Linked DNA regions of Mus musculus: all the other regions are linked to region 3. A link is a contact called in ENCODE Hi-C or POLR2A ChIA-PET data. All regions are on one chromosome and are shown on one strand. The core of a region is the stretch at or near the end of the contact, and the rest is flanking DNA. Distances in the headings are between cores, read along the strand shown. Region 1 holds the start of Clcn1 (chloride channel, voltage-sensitive 1). Region 2 holds the start of Casp2 (caspase 2). Region 3 holds the start of Fam131b (family with sequence similarity 131, member B).

Region 1 (4,377 bases), core at 871-3,370, 38 kb after region 3:
AAGAGTCAGATGTATTCTGCTAGCCCAGCAGTAACCAGCACATTATGACAGGTTTAGGGAGGGAGAAATCAAAGCCCAAATGTACGCCAAATGTACAAGTGATGAAATGTCTGCAAAGTGTCGTGAGTCCTCTAGTTCGAATGTCAGAATTGAGGTGGGAAGGGGAGACAAAACTACTTTGACAAAATGCTTTGAGAGTCTCTATCTACAAATGAGGTAGGGATTGGGGACAGAACCATCTTGACAAAATGCTGATGACTGCTGTATCCTGGGAGCTCTACACCACTCTAGTTTCTGTGTAAGTGTAGTATTTCCCTCATAAACATTAGACGAAAGGAAAACACATTACTAACCTGCTTGCTTTCAAGGTGGGTTAGAATCTCGATGAACTCTACTCCCAAACTAAACTTGCTATTCTTCCTTTGGCCAAGGGTCCTGTCACCAGAAAGTGCTCTAACTAGCTGGGCAGTGGTGCATACCTTTATTCCCAGCACTCTGGAGGCAAAGCCAGGTGGATCTCTGTGAGCTCTAGGTCAACCTGACTGACTGAGCTAGTTCCAGGACAGGCAAGGAAACACAGAGAAGCCCTGTCTTGAAAAACCAACAGAAAAGAAAAGAAAAGAAAAAGTGCTCTGATAGCACCTTTTCTCACGTGGTCATCCAGCCTTCTCCAGAAATGACCAGTACTGGGGTGAGGATGAGCTGTCTCTGACATTTATATCCTGCTCAACACATTTCCCTCCCCACTGTGTACCTACCGGTACTCATGAGCAACTGCTCAGAGATCCTCATGACCCTTGTGCTGACACCATCTATACAGCCCACCTCCAGGTTCTGAGCCTGACACCCTGTCAGCAAAACTTCTAAGTCTGATCTCTATCTCAGACTCCTTCTATTCTCTTCCATTCTGCATTCTCTGCAGCTAAGAGGTACATTCACTTATGTTAATAGTGGCCTGTAAAATTCCCAAGGCAACCTCCTTATCTTGTGCCCACACCTATTTCTGTTCTAGTTGCCCATATACCACTGATCCCCAAGCTCTGGAGAGTAATTACCTTTGGTCATAGCTCTGTACTTTCCTTAGGGGTGTGTGTGTGTGTGTGTGTGTGTGTGTGTCTAGGTCAGAGAACAGTCTGCAGTAGATTTTTTTCCCTTCCATCACATGGGGCCCAGAGATCAAACTTAAGTTGTTAGGCTTAGAGGCAAACAGTTTTACTTACTGAATCATTTTGTTGGCCCTTTTTAACAATTACACCTCCCAGCAAACAAACAAAACACACAGATCTCAAGCTAGGCCAATGCTGCACCAGAATTCTACCTCCAAGCCCTTAAAAACTGGATCCCAATTCTGTGTTTATTGATACTGGTCATTGATTGTTGATAAATCATTCACTTTGTTTCCTCTGCTTGTCCCCAATGCCTTTCTTCTGTCTTTTGTGAAAGTGTGTTTATCTGTGTGTGTTTGCACACACGCGCACATGCATTCTACAGGGGGTTGTGTAGAGAAAGCCCATGTTGCCTGCATGTGGGTGAAGGTAGAGGAGGTCCTTATAGCATTTTCAGCTCTTACAAAAACCACTCTGGTTATGTAAGAACATAAGCTTGCACTCTTCATTTAAGTGTGGCTTTGCTGGTTCCCCACATGGTTTGAATATTGTTAGTAAAGGCTATGTAAAAGTGCATGCAACTCTTAAGCAAACACACTAAGCTCAGATCTTTAAAAGGCTTTCATATACTGAATATATTTACCATTTAATTTTCAAAATAAATTCTGTACCCCCTTCTCACATAACAATCCATTTTCACTAATCCTTGGCCCCAGACAACCGCTGCTCCCCTTCCCTCCCCAGGACATTACCTGTGTTGGGTGGGCATTGTGCCTGGGACCCATGTCCTTTCGGGGCCGGTGCTGAAGGCCCCCATTCTCTGAGGGCAGTCCGTAGCTGGTACAATGTTCAAAGGGCATGTACTGGTACTGGGGGGCACTGCCCCACCAGCTCTGTTCCCCTCCATGCCGCTGGGACTGGGACCGCTCCATGTGTTCTCCCCCCAAGCCCCAGCCAGGCCTTGGCCTGCTTGCTCCTAGTCTCCCCCAAGTAGCTCCTTAAGCCTCTGCTTTTGACTGTCCCCAAGGCGTCTGGGGCAACATGCCCACCTCTAGCTATTTATAGCTGTCTCTCCACCACATGACACCCCCCCCCCCCCCCCCCCGCCACATCTGATCCTTCTGGGGTCGAAGCAGGTGTGAGTGGAGTGTGGGGGTGGGGGCTAGGATGAGAACCTGTGGGACAGTCCAACAGGGAATTCCCTCTGCCAGGCAGCAGCACTGTTCTGTTCCTACAAGGCTCACAGCTCCAGGTTACTAGTCCCTTTATAAATATCACCAGGACCAGAATGAAAAATTTCCTAGTGAAATTTCTAGGCTGGGGTAGAGCTGAGCCTTCCCTGCAGAGCTCGTGGAAAGTGAGGGGAGAGACAGTGCTAAATGAAGCTACTCAGTGTTTTGGTAACACCAGACAGGCAACTCACCTGGGAGAGTAGCTGATGCCTCCATGTTGGGCTCGTTTCAGCTCAGTATTTTTTAACGATTCAGTCCTCATCTGGAATTTTCTGTGGCCAGTTTTTCCACATGCACGGAATTCCCAGTTTTCACCTCCAGTTCTCTGCCTTTGAGTCTGCCAAAGGTGGCTAAAACCACTCCAGTGCCTTCCCCTCGATCCCACCCTTATCACCACTGGGTGTGCAATGTCTCTCATTTCCTAGACATACTACGTGTTAGCCCTACCAGCAGCTCAGATCAATACAGAGGGACTGAGCTCTCAGCTGGACTGTGGTGCCCATGACAGCTCTTATCAGGGCAGATTAGATAACAGGTGGGAAGAAGAAATAAGCTAGAGTCAAGGAACAGGTGCTAGGAACCCAAGAAACAGAAGATGGACAAATAATTTCCTCTTTTCTAGTCAATAAATTAAATTTGATGAAGGACAAAAGTACTCTGTCGGGCATTGTGTTTTTTCCATTAGGTTCTCTTTTTTCTAAGACAATATTCCCCTACCTACTCATTATAGAAGAAATGGAGGCAAACTGAATTTCAGATCCACCATCAAGATGAGCCTCTCTTTTAAGTCCAAGCTCAGGAACTGAAAGGTATGCATACCAACAAACTGCCATGGTCCTTATGGAAAACACTAAGTTAGAAACAGAGTTACCATCTGACACAGCAGTCCTTCTTACCTTTGTATAAAGAGAGGAAAACAAACCACAGTCTCTCAGATATCTGTGTTCTTTTTTTCACTGTAGCAAATTCATAACAGCCAAGATACAAAACCACCTTTGTGGCTGTCAATAGGTGAAGGTAGAAAAGAAGTTTACACACATGACTCAGCGACCAAAAAAAAAAAAAAGACAGCGTTTTTAGGCAATGTTAAATGAGATGTCAGACATATTCAGATACTGTGCATGCTGTTTATATGCAGAATCTAAAGTAGTAAAACACATATAGAATTGAAGGCCATGTGCTGAGACGAGTGGGCTTTGGGAGTCCTGGGAAGATGCTGGTCATGGCACACATCAGTTACGTAGCTCTGAGTTTTAGAGAGCCAGTGTACATGGTAGCTACAGTTAACAATACCACAATGAGTACCTAAAATAAGTTAAGGGTAGGTTTCCCGTGACGCCACACATACACATGTGAGCTGATGGTTCAGAATCTGGATCCTGGGATCATTTTACAATGCATACACATGCTAGTACATCAGATTGTATACTTTTAATTTTTATACCATTTCTAATTATCGATTATATACCAGTAGCTTTACTAAAGCTGAAAATAGTAAAAACACCCTTTCTACAATCCGTCCTGAGACTTCAGGGTTTACAATCCACCCACAAAGATTATAAATGTGGGACAGGAGCGGGACTAAGGGTCAGATGAAGAGAACAGAAAACAGAGATCAAGGGATTCCTAATAAAGAACAAAGACTATTCTTAGAGATCTTCGGAGTAAGATTTTTTTTCCCCCATTTGTAGACTGTGGTTCTCTGAAGATAACTACTTTCTTAGGTGACTTTCAGAAACAACTATCAGATGTGATCGCTGCTTCCAAAGTATTCCTGAGCCCTAAAACAGAGTAGTGTAGTCATGGGCTAAGATTTGAAAGCAGAGACTAGCAGTGACTACAAAGAGCTCACAGATATCATGCCAAGATGAGTACCCAGTGCAATGATAATACGCAGATTCTTAAAGTAAGAGCATGAACATATATAAAAAAATAATTCTAGACTGCAGGGCTTAAGAGTTAAATGTTATGTTCAAAATTGTAAGTAGTTTAAATCCCATGGACTATCATTTACAAGAGAACAAAATGTAAACTGTGCC
Region 2 (4,216 bases), core at 862-3,361, 60 kb after region 3:
AAGACACACACACTTGCTCTAGATGGCTCACATAAATATCAAAAATATCTTACATTTCCATGATAAACTAATACTAAAAAGTGATCAAAAATCCTACAAGGTATGGGTAAGTGAAACTGAGTGAAAGCCACAGAAGGTAGATACTAATGGTGAACACGGTATAAATTGTAATCACAAGGACAGTGTAAGCAATGGTTAAATTATCTTGGTAATTTAGTTCCCAGCAATAAATGTATTTAAAAGATTCCATAGTTTTTCCTCTCAAATTTGTAAAGAGACCTGCTTATGCTCAAGAATGGTGAATACCATTTCCAATATACATCCTTTATGTGTCCAATGAATCTCCCTGATCTTATTTAGTATGAAAAAATGCTTAAGTCTGATGACAATGGAGTGACAGTGTAACAGTTGACTTTATACATCAGAGATTTTTAGATGAATCCCGATTTCAATGCAGGTAAAATATAGGAGCACAAGTAAGCACCTTCAATCACTGAAATACCACGCACTGGTCGAATGCCCCTTGTATAAAGGCTCCTTTAAGTCCTTTCAGGCCACAGTTAGATGGAAAAATAGGGTCCTGAGAAACTGCATTAGCAAGAGGTATTGACGCAGAGTAAATATTCAGAATGTACCTGCTATTTCAAAATTCACTAGAATTTTAACTGAGGTTTTAAAATTCATGCTCTACATGAATTTAAAACCTCAGTTAAGAATCACCTTACAAGACAACACAGTAATGGGGATAAATACAGGACCTTGGTTAAATTAAAATGAATACAGCAGCTGTTAGCTGGGTTTATCATTAGGTATATAATGAATGGTAGAGCAGAGTTCTTAGGTCATTAGGAAGATCCATTTCTTAAGCGGCTTCATTTCCTCGACTTCCACTCTACTGCTCTCTCCAGTTTCAGTTGGCTAGCCATGTTCCGGTTTCCTGTAGAGGGCACCTGACCTCTCCCCCAACACCTCATTCTCTTTGACAGGACTAGACCAGGAGACCAAACTCATTTTCAGTTTCTGATTCTCTTGCCTCAGGCATCAGGATGCCAGGATTACAGCCTTGTAGCCTTTAAATGCTGGCCCTGCACTAGGACACCCTTGCAAAAAAATAAAGGGGAGGGGGCTTTTCTCTAGACAATTGCATCCTCAGGTACAATTTACTGACTCCAGTTCTAAATCCTCTTATGTCCCAGGCTTGAATTTTTAACGAAGCAGTCGTCACCGTGTTTTATCTGAGGCTCCACCTACTCCGCACACCTGCCACTTCCTTTTATCTCAAACTACCAGGCTTAAAATATGAACTTTCCCGAAGTTTCCAGTCACCTGGAATTTTAGGGCACCCATGAAAAGTGGAATGGAGAAAAAGAACACCGAGAGGTTTCTAACGCTTTGATTCCGTGTCCTGTAAGAGTTCCCGTTTCTATATTAATGTTAGAGGTCTGGACAGGAAACAATAAAATTGTGTCGTCCTGTGCAATGTTTTCATCGAAACTGACGGAGGAGGCGGAGAAACGGGAACCATCTAATCCTCTCAAAGGATTCAAATCCCCCAAACCTGTGTGGAACTCTCTGACAAACATCTATTATATGAGAAAGCAGTGCAGGGCACGAGATAGTCAATCCAAGTCAAATGCGCCCAAGGCCGAGCTGCGAAGTCTCTGGTTTTTAAAGAGAAATGAGTTTAAGTCCTCAGCTAAGAACTGGAAGGAAAAGCCGGAGCATCTCTGGAAAAGGTGAGATGCCGCAGGCGAGAAGTAGCGCGGGACGGACAAGATCGCTCTCATAGACTCCTCTGCGCTGGACAAAGGGAGGCTGCTGCAGCCCCTGTACACGCGGCACCAGGCCAAGAAGCCGCGCCGCTCGCCTGGCCGCCTCCCCTCCTCTGCCCTCCTCACCTGCTCCTCCTGTCAGCCGCCATCAGCCCCTTCCTGTGCAGGGAGGACTGCGACCTCCCGCTCGGCGCCGCCATTTCCAGCTTTTCCCGGGCTGCACACGCACCACCCACAAAACAAACAAACGCTGGGCCGCGCCAGCCCCCGCATCCCTCCCCCAGCCTCCCACCGCGCCGCGCTTGCGCACGGCTCCGCCCGACGCCAGCAAGCCCCACCCACGCCGGGACATGCGCAAGCGCACACTGCTCGCTGAGGCTCGCACAGCCCAATGGGAAGAGAGGAGGCGCTAGAAGGAACGGGAAGGGGCGGGAAAAGAGCGAGGGTTCTCCTACTCGGGGACCTGATTGGCTATCGATTCCCGCGGAAACCGCAGCCCCCTCCCCTGGTTCCTCCGACCCCTCCTGAAGTAACTACAAGAGACCAAAGGGGCTGGGCTTCCCTTGTTATCCTTGTTCGCCTTGAACTTCCAGGGCCAGGATGCAGGGAAGACGGAAAGCACTAGGAGGCGCTCTTCTCCCAGGCTGGGGCAGCTCGTGGTCGCGCTTTTCCTACACAAGTGTCCTCTCATTCTCTTATCTACCAGTTGACAAGGCTATAAAGTAATGCGGATTGCCTGCTTGGTATTGAAAACAGGAGGCACTGGAATTGGAATTTGATTCGAGTTATTTTTATGTTTTTACTAGCATCCCGTTCTTGTGCAAACTATTCAGCTCCCCTCAACCTTAGAAGCTCTCATTATCTTGGTAGGTAATACCCCATCAGGAATCTCAGGGAGACTTGGTGTCTACAATAGAAGAAACACAGCAGTCACTCAGAGGTATCCCTCCAGCTTCTCTTGGTAACTTATCTCTTTCTCATCTTCCACCTTACTCTGGAAATACTGGTCATCAGATAGGTTCCAGAATGTTTCCAGAAGAATCTAGGTGTGCCATTTATCTGTGAACGACATGCCACAGCCCGACTCCCCGCTGCTTTGAAGGCCTCGATTGTGATGTCCGGGTAAAACCAGTTTCTGATCCAATAGACACTAGGAAATGCTGGGCAAATGAGTGCACAGGTTCTGAGGGCACCACTTAGGGAAGTATCCATTTATCTTCATAGAAAACACTGTCATCATCAGCATGAGCAAAACTGATTTCATAGGCAGGAGGTGGAGTACTAGGCTCCAGTTTGGGGGCCACTCTCATGCTTTGCAGATCAGGAGCAGTGGCCACAACTCGTGGACCCCTAAGTCGAAGAATTCTTCCAGGGTTTCCTCTGGCAGTCATTGTCCCCTCTGAGCCCACTCGCCTTTTCAGACTGCCTGTGCTGGGACTGTCTGGTTGGCTAGGCTGTGCCCCCTCAACTCCTGGGGATATTATGATACTGCTGTAAGGGGGTGGTTGCTCCAGCTCTTGGAGGTGGCTCTGTGGTTGTGAATCCATCACCTCTACAGCCTGTTCATAGGTTGGCACCTCAAAAGCTCCATTGTCTCTGTGGGAGAAGAAATATGGTCGTTAGTGGGTACCTGAAAGAAGACCCCCTTTTTCTGTTCCACCATTCTTGCAAAAGACCTCTCTATTGTCTGCTGACCATTGCTCTTAATGATACCAGTGACAGAGGAAAGCAGAGTCTATGCTTAAGAAAGGATGGGCACAGAGGGAACGAGGGCCTTGCGTGTCTTCCCGTCATCCTGCCCATCTCCCATCGACTCACTGCGCTTGGCCTGAGGCCTCTGGATTCTCAGTCTGCCTGGAGCTTGGCATCGATCGGGAGCATCGTTCCATAACACAGGCCAGGAGGCAAGCAACAAAGCAAAAGCCAGCCAAGCAGAGGAAGAAGTAAGCAACAGGGGCGACATCAGACTGTATGACCAGTAAAGCCAGCCCCAGGAGGAGGGAGGCACTGCTCAGGAAGAGAAATGGCTGCTTCAGTTTCCCCAACAACTGTCTTGGCACCATGGCCCCTCCCAGGGCACCTGCAGAAAGACACACAGTTGTGTGTTAGCTAGTGATCAGCACTGCAGTAGTGCCAGACCCCAAAGTAAAAGTATTATGCTCTTCTATTTGGATTCCCAGTGTTCAATTCAGTCTGAAACAAATGATCTTCAGGGCCTCTGGCAGCTCCATTATTGTCTCCTATTATTATAGGTTATTGCTTTGGAAAGCTGGGAAATTAGTTCAGTTCTGATTCTCAACTCGCAGATGAACAGATGAACGTAGTGTTTCATAGCGCTGCCTGCATTCTTTGCTCTCTCTCTCTCTTCCCTGAAGTCTCTGTTTTAGCTCCCAACTACACCATGCTGGATCCAGGGCCAGCCACCTTACCTGTGAAGAATAAAA
Region 3 (4,690 bases), core at 1,252-3,751:
CTGACCTGTGGTTGTGTTCTTCTATCCAAGAGGTACCCCCAAGGGGCCACAGGCATGCAGTAGGAACAAGAGAAGTGATGAGATGGTTTCACCTTGGGATTCTGTCCCAAAGGGAACCAGTTAGGAAGTGCCACATGGGGGCACTCTGCCAGAGCCTTGTATTCTAAAACTTCAAATATGAGCCAATCAATATTAGGATTTTGCTGAGGGTCAAACTGTAAGTCTGTTTGAGGTAGAGTTGTGTAAAACATAAGTATTTCTCAAGAAATTCCATCAGTTACTTGGATAGAAAAAAAAACAACTGATGGAAGGCAGGAAGGATATGTATTGTTTTAAGCACAAACTAAAAACTAATCATTTTACTTTATAGCCCTGCTCTGACTTCCCATGGACTGCAGGCTGTAAGATAAGCTCTTTCCTGCCCAAGTTGCTTTCAGTCATGGTGTTTATCATAGCAGTAGATAGCAAACTAGAACTGCGGTTGTTGCTGGGAACTGAACCTAGGGCCTTGGATATTCTAGGCAAGTGCTCACCCAGGCCTTTTGTAAAATTTCCTTTTGCGATTAAGAGTCTCACAAAGTTAGCAGTGTTGTTCTTGAACTCTCTACGTAACCCAGCCATGACTGAACTCAATCTTTCTGCTCTGCCTCCCGAACAATTTATGTTAAGCAGATAACAAGTGTAAAAGCAGATGAAATTTTAAATATTTTACATATATATATATATATATATATATATATATATATATATATATATATGATCTATACTGTCAAATTGTCTTCCAGGAAGTTTGCTTTGGTTATGAAAACTGGAACTCATTAGCCTTGCCTCAAAAGATCCAGAGAATGGGACAGAATGCCCCATGTGCTGAGAAGTAACTGTCATTGCAGGGACCAGAAGGCAGCTGGGCAGATCAAATTCCCAGACCTTCTAAATTCACCTCCCAGATCTGCAGTTAGTGCCAGTTTCTGATAGAGTTTGCAAGTGGCCCTTCAAATCTGCGACTTGGATTTAATCCTTGAATTCATATGGTAATGCTATTTGGATACAAGGTCTTAGAGCAATAGTAAGGATTAGTGAAGGTCACAGAGGTTGGCACTAGAGGCTTTATGAAAGAGGCTGAAGCTAACATATTCATCCTGTCTCATCATATCATCTCCTCGAAGTGTTACAATGCATCAAAGCCCTTAGGACACTTGCAGCAGTTGCAAACACTAAGTTCTTGGCCTTTCCAGCCTCCAAACTTCCAATCTTTATAAACTTCCTGGTCTCAGGAATTTTGTTATAGTACCAAAATGAGCAAAAATATCTATCCTCTCCCATATCTTCATCTGGGATGTCATCAGACGTAATTCCTCAATCATAATCTAAATGTCACAAACTTACACGTGTAAGGCATGCCCTTTTTCTCTGCCTCAAACCCACAAGGCCTCCTGCCCCTCTTCCTCTCTAATCCCAGGAAAGAGACAAAAACCTATGGAAAACAAGCTGGCCCAGAATTAGTGTTTGCTTTTTGTTGTTACCATTGTTGTCAATGGTACCACCCAGACCCGCTTGCCCAAGGTTTGCAGTTACTGGTTCGACTAAGAGGAAATGGTCTCCTTGTCCTTCCTAGTGTGTCTTCTAGACTCTTCTTGCCAGTTGAAATAGTGCCTGCTGACTCTCCCAACTCAGATCTCCCTTTCCTTTCCCATGGGGCCCTTGGTGTAGTGCTGACCCTTCTCGGCAGGGGGCAGTATTCTCCCTTTTGCTGCTTCCGGACATCCACATAAAGCTCAGAAAAGTTAAATTCTGATTTAAAGCCATGTCTTGCGGCCGGTTTCCGATCCTGATATTTTCATTTCCCTACAGCTGCAATAGAATTATTCCCATTCTCCTCCCATCCGGACCCAAGCCTAGAGCTAGAATACTTGCACCATCCCCACACCCATCCCAAAACAGCTAGAGGACAGGGAAGCATCTCGCAGCATCCACTGGCAAAGACTTCACAATATGTTTGGGTGGGCAAAGCAACGCACGTGAAACGCCGGGCAACCAGAACAGCATCCAATCCCGATTCGTGCGTCCCAGATGCAGCATCAGGAAGAAAACAAATGTTTGCGGAATTTGGTACCCAAGGCCAAGCAGGGTGTTCTCTCATCTCCGCCCCACTTTCTCTCTCGGCCTTCTCACCCCGCAGCCCTCAAAGTCCATCAAGCATATCCTAAGGGTGGGCCCTGGCTTCCTGACCGGGCTCCTGAGACAAGCGGGTTATTATCCACATTCTCCATCAGCATCTCCCGGGAGAACTCAGCGGGGATGGCGAGGAGCTCAGGGGCGGGGGTTGCGAAGGACAGGCGGAGGGACGTGGTTGCAGCGCGGCGAGGGGCGCGGGGAGCGCGGTGCCCGGTCGGGGGCAGGGCGGGGAGGCTCTGCGCGCAGCCAATCCCCGAGCAGCCCCCTCCCCGGCCGCGGAGAGCTGAGCGGGGCGGGGGAGCCAGGCGGTGGCGGCGGCGGCAGCGGCGGCGACGGAGGCTGCCGTGGGGAGGGATGGAGAGGGGAGGGGGGAGCGGAGCCGAGCGGAGACAGCCGCGGCGCTGCAGAGCGGCTGGGGCGGCGGCGCGGTTCCCGGTGCTCCCCCCGGCGAGGGCCCCGAGTCGGTGAGGGCCGGGACCCGGCGGCCCCCGGAGCCATGGGCTGCATCGGCTCGCGGACTGTGGGTGGGTACCGCAGCCCGGCGCGGGTCAGGGGCAAGCTCGCCCCGGGGCGCTCCTCCGGCCCCCTCCCCCATCCCCATCCTTGCCCCTGGGGACCTCCCTCCGCGCCCGCCCGGCCCTGCCTCGCGCCTTTACTTTCCCTCCATCCGCTAAGGTCCCTCTATCCTTGTGCCCTCGCGCCTCCAGGGCTTCCATCCCTCTCAGCTCATAGCCTTCTCTCCATCGCCCTCCCGCAGGCGCGGTCCTTCCCTGGTAGCCTCTCCACAGCATCCTTCGCGGCTCAGTCGCTGTTCCCTACTCCCGATGGCCCCATCCCTCCACCTTCAGGCCATTCGCGTCTACTCTGCTGTAGCCAGAGCCTCCCCGAGCCCTTCTTTCGGGAGCAGCCCCTCTTCTCAGAACCTCCTCTCCAGCCTCATCCCTGACTTTCTTCCGCACGCCCCCTCCCATCTTCACCCTCTTCTCCATATGGCATGTGTGTTTTGCCCCCAACCATTTCCCTCTTGGTAGCCTTTTCCCGTCGCTCCTGCCTCCCCCCGATTTGCTTTGTTCACGTGCATTTTCCCTCTGGGGCGGGGGCGGGAAGAGCGTGTGCCACCGGGAGGGAATGGGTTCCACGCTTGGAGGGAATGGTCTTGGGCCGGGGTGCTCTGGAAGAGCCGTGGACTCAGGGAGGAGGTGGAGGTTTACCTCCCCGAGAGAGGTCGGGAGTCCGCTTCCCAGAGGGTGGGGTCCGCCTAGGAACCCTGGGACCCGCCTGCACCTGTCAGCGGGGGCAGGCGGAGCAGGGCCGGCTTTTTATTTACCTTTGGCAGGGGGAGGGAAGAAAGGCGCTTCCTTAATGGTCCTCTCCTTCCAGCCCCTGCCTTACTACCGCCCCCTACCCCCACCCTACGCATCCATTCCACTTTAGGGCTGAACACATTAGTACAGTCCTCTCCCAAACCCCCCAATTTTCCCCTTCCTAACTCCCAATTTCTCCCGCCTACACGCCCTAGTGACCTCAGGCTGAGAGAATAATTCGTATTATTATTACAAACAAACTACACTCTCCGGAAGCCTGATTTCTGAGACCCGGTTTATTTCCATGGAGACCCTCCTCTGCTTTTACCTCTTTCCCTGTTCTCCTCCCCTCCATCTCCCTGCCCCCTAAGGCTCTGACTCAGCTCCCCCTCTTCCTCAAAGGCCACCCCCTCCCTCCCCTCGCTCCCACTCTTCTCCGAGAGAGCTTGCTCTGCCTGCCCCATTACTGATAGGTCCAGATGTCTTTCTGACCTAGCCACAGGTCCTAGTCCTGTCTCTCATCGTTTCACAAGATCCCAAGAGAAGGCATAACAACTTTGGATGTGTGGCAGCCCAGCCCTACCTGTCAGTCCCTGGGACCGCCATCCCCTTTGTTTGTCGCCAGTTCTATTGCTGCATGCTGGATGCTTCTTCCTGCCCAAGACCTAGTCAGTGCACTTCTTTAAAAAAAGGGGGGGGGGGGGGACCTATGATCCTAAACCCAAAAAGCAAAAGTTCATGTAAGCAAGGGCGGATGGCTGCCACCCGATTATTCTTGAATCTCTCTGTAAATACTCAAGGAATTCTTCCCCAAGAGTTACAGAGGAAACCTTGCACTTAGGTCAGGAATCTCCCTCCTGGTTCCCGACTTTTTCACCAGTTCTCAAAGTGTCCTGTCCACCTCTGCCATTGTTTTCTGTCTTCTCACCTTAAATTTCTGTTCTTTTAGCTCTGAAATTATGAAGTCCTCTTGTTTCTTGTTACTATCTCTATTTCCTGAATCTATTCCCTGTCCCCCAAGAGAATTGGGCTCAAAGCATCCATCTCATCTTGGAGCCCTCTGGCTCTCTGGGAAACAGTCCTAAGTTTTCACCTCCCAGCTGCCTCTATCCCCAGTATCATCCTGTCAACCAAGTTCCTGCCGCTTAGGAAGGCCTTGAGGGAGGGGGAAGCCTCATTCCTCTCATCCCTCAAATATCAAGTCGAGTAGG

Evidence for each region. A loop is a pair of places that touch in the nucleus more often than their neighbours do. ChIA-PET counts read pairs that join two places held with the same protein, here RNA polymerase II (POLR2A).
Region 1: a map of left cerebral cortex shows a loop between it and region 3 (2.1-fold over the local background). The contact joins the promoter of Clcn1 here to the promoter of Fam131b in region 3. A Hi-C loop is called at or near these places in 2 of 37 maps with a recorded cell type or tissue (both left cerebral cortex). POLR2A ChIA-PET finds 5 or more read pairs at or near these places in 1 of 5 experiments (Patski).
Region 2: a loop to region 3 is called in a map of left cerebral cortex, with 3 times the contacts of the local background. The contact joins the promoter of Casp2 here to the promoter of Fam131b in region 3. A Hi-C loop is called at or near these places in 10 of 37 maps with a recorded cell type or tissue (T-helper 17 cell, heart and left cerebral cortex). POLR2A ChIA-PET finds 5 or more read pairs at or near these places in 1 of 5 experiments (Patski).

Annotation. Positions count from the first base shown.
Region 1 is chr6:42,284,428-42,288,804 of GRCm38, reverse strand. It overlaps Clcn1 (chloride channel, voltage-sensitive 1), which reads right to left and starts at 2,120. Exons shown (of 23, transcript NM_013491.3): 1 at 1,859-2,120. The coding sequence starts at 2,038.
Region 2 is chr6:42,262,880-42,267,095 of GRCm38, reverse strand. Casp2 (caspase 2) reads right to left here and starts at 2,111. Exons shown (of 11, transcript NM_007610.2): 1 at 1,899-2,111. The coding sequence starts at 1,972. Tmem139 (transmembrane protein 139) reads right to left here. Exons shown (of 3, transcript NM_175408.4): 2 at 3,591-3,852; 3 at 2,541-3,368. The coding sequence starts at 3,835. The coding sequence ends at 2,969.
Region 3 is chr6:42,322,451-42,327,140 of GRCm38, reverse strand. Fam131b (family with sequence similarity 131, member B) reads left to right here and starts at 2,501. Exons shown (of 7, transcript NM_029528.5): 1 at 2,501-2,699. The coding sequence starts at 2,672.